Regions from separate parts of the Homo sapiens genome. Here region 1 is linked to region 2. Evidence: chromatin contacts called from ENCODE Hi-C or POLR2A ChIA-PET data. All regions are on one chromosome and are shown on one strand. The core of a region is the stretch at or near the end of the contact, and the rest is flanking DNA. Distances in the headings are between cores, read along the strand shown.

Evidence for each region. A loop is a pair of places that touch in the nucleus more often than their neighbours do. ChIA-PET counts read pairs that join two places held with the same protein, here RNA polymerase II (POLR2A). Pooled maps may share reads with other maps.
Region 1: POLR2A ChIA-PET joins it to region 2 with 12 read pairs in PC-9. The contact joins the promoter of OR2B2 here to the promoter of H4C11 in region 2. A Hi-C loop is called at or near these places in 2 of 168 maps with a recorded cell type or tissue (ascending aorta and gastrocnemius medialis) and 7 of 50 pooled maps. POLR2A ChIA-PET finds 5 or more read pairs at or near these places in 20 of 52 experiments (A549, AG04450, CD4-positive, alpha-beta T cell and 15 more).

The regions. Positions count from the first base shown.
Region 1 is chr6:27,909,047-27,913,656 of GRCh38, forward strand. OR2B2 (olfactory receptor family 2 subfamily B member 2) reads right to left here and starts at 3,350. Exons shown (of 1, transcript NM_033057.2): 1 at 2,139-3,350. The coding sequence starts at 3,273. The coding sequence ends at 2,200.
Region 2 is chr6:27,821,137-27,825,365 of GRCh38, forward strand. It overlaps H4C11 (H4 clustered histone 11), which reads left to right and starts at 2,956. Exons shown (of 1, transcript NM_021968.4): 1 at 2,956-3,344. The coding sequence starts at 2,989. The coding sequence ends at 3,300. RefSeq lists enhancers at 2,676-2,815, 3,109-3,750.

The sequences.
Region 1 (4,610 bases), core at 2,100-4,599, 88 kb after region 2:
AAAATACTTCAATCTCCATCACTCTGGTTTCTCTACTATTTTCTCATAATTCTTTAAAGGACCCTGACATTGCCTTTGAGCTGACATCAAAATTTGTCTCTGGAAATCTGGTATATCATTTAGTTGGACTTTAAGATATGAATGCATTTTTATTAAGGAATGTCCCCTCATATTTCAATATACTCTATTAGTGTTTTGCTCCTATTTTTCCTTTAAGTTATAACTCATTTCTAAAAATAAAGGATAGAAACTCAACAAGCAACATAACTTTATTTATTTTAACTGTTAGCACAGCTGTTCCTAAAGTGTGGTCTCCTGACAGGCAACATAAGTGTTACCTGGAAATTTGTAGAAATGCAAATTATCAGGCCCCACCCCAGACTTACTACATTGGAAGGTCTGGGGGTAGGTGACCCCCACCAATCTGAATTTTAAAAGCTCTACAGATGATTCTGATGCAAGTTAAAGTTTTAAGATCCACCATGTTGGGTTAGAATTATGCTGAAATTTATGTTGTTACTGTAAGGTTTTCAAGTAAAACATTCTAATTGTATTTCTTAGTTATTGCATTTTATACTTTTATGACATATTTGATAAAGGAAAAAATTGGAAAAAGAATAATAATGAAGAAGCAGTTAATATAATTATAGCGTAACTCACAAAGTCAACGAAATAACAAACTTATAGTGTTTATTTTCTTTAGCACTTTTATGGGCTCTGAAGGCCATATGGAAGAAGTTGAAATTATGATCTATGCTACCTCAAGGGAACTAACATGAAATTAATAAGCATTTCTTTTTGTACAAGAAATGTGCATTAAACAAGCTGTGGACATCATTATATAATGTGCTTTTTTAATGACTTAACCTGTAAGTGCTTTCTTTTTTTTTTTTTTTGAGATGGAGTCTCGCTCTGTTGCCCAGGCTGGAGTGCAATGGCGTGACCTCAGCTCACCGCAACCTCCGCCTCCTGGGTTCAAGCGATTCTCCTGCCTCAGCCTCCCAAGTAGCTGGGACTACAGGCGCACGCGGTCATGCCTGGCTAATTTTTGTATTTTAGTAGAGACAGGGTTTCACCATTGTTGCCCAGGCTGGTCTTGAACTCCTAACCTCAGGCAATCCGCCTGCCTCGGCCTCCCAAAGTGCTAGGATTACAGGCATAAGCCACCGCGCCCGGCCCCTATAAGTGCTTTCGAGGTTAAAAGGAGAGAGATAATATATACAGTAGAGGAATCATTTTAAAAGGTCAAAAGCAGGCATTCGATTTCAGTCTAAAATGTAGCTACAACTTTATTTGATAGATGGAATAGGACACTTCAACTTAGAAGTGGGAAGTACAGAAACAACAGAAGATCTAAGTAAAACTGGGGAGTGCAGAATTGTTGTGGATTTTAGTATTGTGTTGATGTGCGAATAGTGTTAAAATTTAAGCTAGGGCTGTTAAACTTATAGAGAAAATTAAGACAAGGTTTTGGATACTTCTGTTAGATCTACAATTGTCTGAAAAATAATTTGTGCCATGGAGTTTGTGTGTGTGTGTGTGTGTGTGTGTGTGTGTGTAAGGATGAGGACATGTGTATATGTATCAAAATGTTTTGTTTCTGGCTTTTATTCTGGTTTCAGAGAAGTCTAAGTCTCTTCCCGATGTATACAGACTAGTGCTAAGATGTTTGAGACCTTAAAGATTTCAAGGCTATGCTATTTTGAGAGTTCATAAAAGATCAGTTCTTAAGACTTGTGCAATGAATATATTTAGGCAGTAGAAAACAGATATAGTTCTCTGTCGACATTTTATTTGAAGATCACTATAATAGTTTTTCTAAGAATAGTAATAATAAAGCAATTTGGAGAGAATTAAATTATAAGCTATGTAAAATTGAAGTCTTTAAAAGGCCTATAATTTGAGAATTCCTTTTTTTTTTATTAACACCCTTGCAAGCAACCTCTCAAAAGCTCCCTTTACATCTTTGTTTCTATGTGTGTGTGTGTATGTATGTATGTGTGTGTGCGTGTGTGTATTACTGAAGAGATGATTTCTGGATCAGAAAGGTCTAGTTTACACTGAATTGTACAAACATTGATGTAAAGTGTGACAACCCTTGAAAATGTTGTGATTACAGTTTTTGGTGCATTGGAAGGCCAATTCTGGGGGCTTGTTCAATGAAAATGTTTAGGCAACAGAAACAAATATAGCTTTTTGTCAAGGAAATTTTCTTTGAGGGAGATTACAATAGTTTTCTATAGTAATGACAAAAATAGGACAACTTGCGGAGAAGTTAGTAAGGTAAGTAAGCACTGTGTCTTTAGCAAAGCTTATCATTTGCATATTTCTTATTTCTTGATTAAGAAGACTCTTTGCAACCAACCTTTTAAAGGCTTCCTTTACCTCTTTGTTCCTAAGTGTATATATAAGGGGATTCAGCATGGGTGCAATGATTCCACAGAAGAGAGAAACCATCTTTCCCCGGTCTTTGGAGCTGGGTGAAGGTGGTTGCAGGTACATGGAGATAGCTGTACCATAAAAAAGTGACACCACAATTAGATGGGAGCCACATGTCCCAAATGCCTTTCGTTGACCTTCAGCAGACTGGATTCTCAACACTGCTTGGACAATAAAAGCATACGATATAAGGATGAGTGTCACGGGTATTAGAAGGAATAGCACACTGATGAAGAATAGTTCAGCCTCATTTGCTGTTGTGTCAACACAGGACAACTTGAGCAGAGCAGGGACTTCACAGAAGAAGTGATCCACTTCTTTGTGACCACACAGTGGCATCTTAAGTGTCCAGGTGGACTGTAATACTGAATTGCTAAAGCCACTAATCCAGGATGCAGCTGCCAACTGGAAGCAGAGCCTCTGGTGCATGATAATTGAGTAATGGAGAGGCCGACAAATAGCTACAAACCTATCAAAGCACATGACGGCCAGGAGAAGACATTCTGTGGAACCCAAGGCCAGGAAAATGAAAAGCTGGGCCACACAGCCACCATAACTGATTACTTTCCTGGTGTTGCATATGTTTACCAGCATTTGTGGAACTGTACTTGTGGTATAGCAAAGGTCCAGGAGTGAGAGATTGCTAAGAAAAAAGTACATAGGGGTGTGGAGTTTGAAATCCACATGTGACACAAGAATTATTGTCAGATTGCCAAAGATTGTCAAGATATAGGAAAACAGAAACATCACAAAGGGTGGAATCTCTAGCCATGGTTGATCTGAGAAAACTAACAGAATGAACTCCTGTGGGACACTCTTATTTACCCAATTCATGTTAAATGGTTCAACTCTTCGTTCTCTGAAATATAAGAAGTCAGGAAGTTAACAACACACTTCCTGATTTTGTCAGCTATAATCATTTTGCTATCAATTTACATAAAATTACAGACTGATCCAATTAATAATGTGAAAAAAGTATTGATAAAAATATAAATATTTATCCATCCAAGTATTTAAAAAGTGTTTATATATCTGTAACAGCATATTAGCAAATTGAATCGAATTTCAAGAATCTTTTTTTTTTTTTTTTTTTTTTTTTTTGAGGCAGAGTTTCACTCTTTTGCCCAGGCTGGAGTGCAATGGCGCCATCTCGGCTCACCGCAACCTCCGCCTCCCAGGTTCAAGCAATTCTCCTGCCTCAGCCTCCCCAGTAGGTGGGATCACAGGCATGTGCCACCACCCCGACTAATTTTGTATTTTTAGTAGCGATGGGGTTTCTCCACGTTGGTCAGGTTGGTCTCAAACCCCAACCTCAGGTGATCTGCCCACCTCAGCCTCCCAAAGTGCTGGGATTACAGGCGTGAGCCACTGTGCCCAGCCTAATTTCAAAAATCTTAAGCCATATTTTCAGTTTCCAAATTCACATAATGTATCCTTTGATATTTTACTGTTTGTAAATGTATTTTTCTCATTCTTCCTACCTAGATATCTACTGTGAGGTAGATGTAGATACAGTTTCCTGTCATTTGAATTCATTCTAATTTCTCTTCAAGGCCAGCGAGATTCCCTGATTGTAGAAATCAGTTAACATTAGTTAAAGCCACCTCCCATTATTCCCCTTCCCTCAAAAAAGCCATGTAGACAGTATCTAGTAAGTTATCAGACACAATTTAAGGAGACATATCCTTTTCGTTCTAGAAGCTCATAGAATTTGTATAGATTCCTTAGTAATATGATATTTGAAGGTGACAGGCTGGTCTCATATCCCTACCCTCTCTAATTAGTTACATTCATTATATTGGAATGCTTCTAACCCTTTGATCTCCACAATTCTCATTTGTAAAATGAAGATGATACAGTGGTTCCCCCTTTATCCATGGGGGATACATTCCAAGACCACCAGTGGATAGAAACCTGAAACTGTGGGTAGTACCAAACCCTATATATACTATGTTTTTTAATACATACACAACTATAACGTTTAATTTATAAATTAGGCACAGTAAGAGATTAAGAACAATAATTAATAAAATGCAGCAAGTATAACAGCTCCAGACCCCCATTTATTGTAATACATGTTATGTGAATGTGGTGTCCCTCTCTTTTTTTCTCTTCAAAACACCTTATTCTAGTGTACTCACCCCTCTGTGTTCTGACGATCTGATAACCGA
Region 2 (4,229 bases), core at 1,706-4,205:
AGACAAAAACAGCAAAAGTATCTGCAACGAAGCCACAATTTCAGTCTAGGTTTGTTTGATTGCAGAGGCTGAACTCACTATTCTCCAAAGTAAATATTTACATGGAAACACTAAAAAACAAAGAAATTACATTTTAAATTGTGTCAAGATTACACTTTCTTTAGAGTTAAAAGAATTCCACAGTGTATCCATGCATGTAAAAAATATTAAATATATGAAAAGACGACTACTGCAATAGATAGGTATCATAAAGTTAATAGAATAATCTTCGGACTGTGATTTATAGATATTTTTTCAGTTTGCCTAATCTGAATTTCCTAAATTTTTAACTACGTACATGAATTTCTTTCTAGTTATTTGGACACCAACTGATGTACTTCAATTCAATTCAGGCACTGATTATTTGGAGTTAGCTGGACCTCACCAGTTAAAGGGCACATTTCCCAACAAGACTGTCCCAACTTCAGACGCCAGCTGCAAGTGGGGTTCCCAGGCCACTTGCTCTTCTGAGCAACTGGCTTCAAATCCAGGGATTCCCACTACCCCTTCATGTTCAATAATATGCTAGAATGACTCATAGAATATAGAAAGTGCTGTCCTTATGATTATAGTTTTATCATAAAGAATACAAATCAGGACCAGTCAGATGAAGAGACGCATAGGGCAAGGCTTGGAAGGGTCCTGAAAGCAAAGCTTCTGTGCCATCTCTATGTGGAACCAGGAGTCACCTCCCTAGGATATCTATGTGTTCACAAACCAATAAACTCCCTGACCTTGGTATCCAGAGCTTTTATGAGGGTTTTATTATATAGGCAGGATTGATTGAATCATTGACCATATGATTGAACTTGTTGGGGCACAGGGAAAGCTTCCCCTATGTACTCTGAAGCTTCACTGAAAATCACTGTCAAGAGGCAGATTAATAGAAGAAAAGGCATACACATTTATTTAACATGTACGCAGAAGCCTTCAGAATGAAGACCTAAAGATACAGGGGAAATTGTCCATTTTTATGCTTAGGTTCAACAAAGTATGGACAGCTATGTAGAAATATGACTGGACATAATGTGTATGATCTAATGCTAAGAGACTGAGTGGGGAAACCCAGCCAGGCCTGTCTAGATTCTTCTTGGGCGCTCTGTGTAGTATTTCTTTTGTATATGGGGCAGGGCCCTCTCTGGAACGGAGGTCCTACGACTTACAGTCAAACAAGGTAAGTCAAATAATTTCTTTGTGGCCAGTTTTTACACGAAAAAATAAAATTTTTAGGTTTCTTATTGTTTTTTTCTTTTCTTTTCTTTTCTTTTTTTTTGAGATGGAGTCTCACTCAGTTGTCTAGCCTGGAGTGCTGTGGTGTGATTTCGGCTCAATGTAAGCGCCGCTTCCCAGGTTCAAGAGATTCTCCTGCCTCACCCTCCTGAGTAGCTAATATTACAGGTATGTGACACCACGCCCAGTTAATTTTTGTATTTTTAGTAAAGACGGGGTTTCACCATGTTGGCCAGGTTGGTCTCGAAGTCCTGACTTTAAGTGACCTGCCTGCCTCAGCCTCCCTAAGTGCTGGGATTACAGGCATGAGCCAGCGCGCCCGGCCTAAACAAGCTTATATTAAAGATGACAATTTATTACTTATAAACAAATCAATAAATCTTGCTGGGTAACTAGTTCATTAACTCAAGACTCAATCAACAAAACTAAAAGTAAATTCTGAATGTAACATAGAATTTAAAAACCATAATACTCAATGCTGGTAAACATACACAGCAGTTACTGCTGGCAAAAGTGAATGGAATAAAACTTTTGAGGAAAATGTAGTAACAGTTATCAAAATACCTTAAAATCTGCATCCTTTGTGACAAAGCGCTTCAATTCTACATTTTCCTCAGGAAGTAAATTTTGTACAGTTCTCCTTTAAATTAGGAAAAGAAAATTAGCACATTATTGCTAAGTACTAGAAATACTGTGAAAGTGGACCTAGAAAATTCTTATGATGGAATATTAAGCAGATATAAATTACTGCTTTTAAAATTTTTCCTAATGTGAATTTTCTAAGCTTTTAACCGTGAACATAGATTCCCTTTGGCAAACCACCTTGATTAAATTATAGACAGAATAGAATTTTGGTAATAGTTCCGAGTATGTATAATGTTAAAGGTGGTACTTAATCCGCAGGGAAAAGATGAATTATTTAAAAAATCTGGTTGATTAATAAATTCCTAGGGAATTGGTTAACACTGTAGCAGGCAGAATTCAGGAGAAGAAATAATAAAGACATTAAAATCACTTTTGTAAACTTTTTAAATAAGGGAAATTGATTAAAACAACGCGAAGTTGTAAAATGCCATATACTGCATACATTTTGTGGGAAAAAATGTGCATTTATCTGCTCACCAAATTATCTTATTAGCTAGCAGTAGAGCTCTTTGTGTGATGGGAAGATGGGATAACAGGCTGTTGTTACTGTACTGGTTTTTTTTTTTAATATATTTAAAAAAAAGAGTGTCTCCTAAAGTGTAAGCGCTATCATGCTGGACTAATGTTTTAATTTAATTTAATTGTTGTCTTGGTAGAGATGGGGTCTCGCTATTTTGCTCACGCAGATCTCAAACTCCTGACGCCCAGGTACACTCCCATCTCGGCCTCCTAAAATGGTGGGATCACAGACGTCAGCCACCGAGCCCGGTCACTTTTTTGTATTCCCCACAGTATTGATGTATATCTTCTGCGTTCAAAAGCAATTTTTTAAAGCCTCATAACGTGGTAACAGAATACTTTGCACATTACAAAATTCAGAACACGGAAACAAGAAGCTCGCTTTTTTTTCCCCCCTATTTCGGTTTGGCCCTTTAGATTTCCCCTCCCCCACCGGGGCGGGACTTCCCGCCGACTTCTTTCAGGTTCTCAGTTCGGTCCGCCAACTGTCGTATAAAGGCGCTGCCTCAGGCCAGAGGCCTCACAAAGCGTTGGGTGAGACTCCTCTTGCTCGTCATGTCTGGCCGCGGCAAAGGCGGGAAGGGTCTTGGCAAAGGCGGCGCTAAGCGCCACCGTAAAGTACTGCGCGACAATATCCAGGGCATCACCAAGCCGGCCATCCGGCGCCTTGCTCGCCGCGGCGGCGTGAAGCGCATCTCCGGCCTCATCTACGAGGAGACTCGCGGGGTGCTGAAGGTGTTCCTGGAGAACGTGATCCGGGACGCCGTGACCTATACAGAGCACGCCAAGCGCAAGACGGTCACCGCCATGGATGTGGTCTACGCGCTCAAGCGCCAGGGCCGCACCCTCTACGGTTTCGGTGGTTGAGCGTCCCTTTCTATCAATAAAAGGCCCTTTTCAGGGCCACCCTACTTTCTCAGCTGAAGAGTGGTAACACTGAGGAGTGGTTTTGGTAGGTACGGAATTTTGCTTGGTTCTGAGTCAGTTCTGGGGGGAACAGTTTTTTGAACACAGCGGCACACGTGTGGCCATTCACCCGGGGTCACTGTAGGCAGGACTAATTACGAGATGTAATGTCTAAACTTGCTCAAAATTCGTAAGCTTGTTTACGTAATGGAGAAAATACTCGTACACAGAATGTGCAGTACCAGAAACGTTTATGTAACCCCCGTAGTGAGCTTGACAGTGGTAATCGGAAATCGTTTTTGAAAAGCCTCCAAATCCACAAGTATTTGTGGGTTTTTTTTGTTTCGTCTTTGTCTGCGAGTTGGAGTGCAGCGGCGCGATCTCGGCTCACTGCAACTTCCGCCTCCTGGGTTCAAGCGATTCTCCTGCCTCAGCCTGCCGAGTAGCTGGGATTACAGTTTTGCGCCACTACACCCAGCTAATTTTTGTATTAGTAGAGATGGGGTTTCACTATGTTGGCCAGGATGGTCTCGATCTCCTGACCTCGCGATCCGCCCGCCTTGGCCTCTCAAAGTGCGACCTCTTAAAGAATTTTAAGATAATTTTTTACTTTCCTCCACCCTCATTAAGGTATGACAACTTACATGTACAATCTGATCTGACATATATTCATTGTGTAATGATTACATCGAGCTTAACATCCACCTCACTTTCTGTGGTGAGAACATTTAAGGCCTATCAGCAATTTTCCAGTATCAAGTACATTAACTATTATCACCATGCTTTAAAGTAGATCTCCAGTATTTATACCTCCCGAGTCCCATTGTTACCTCCATCCTTGTTCTCTGGCAATGACAATTTTACTCAGTTCAACATTTTTAGATTCCTCA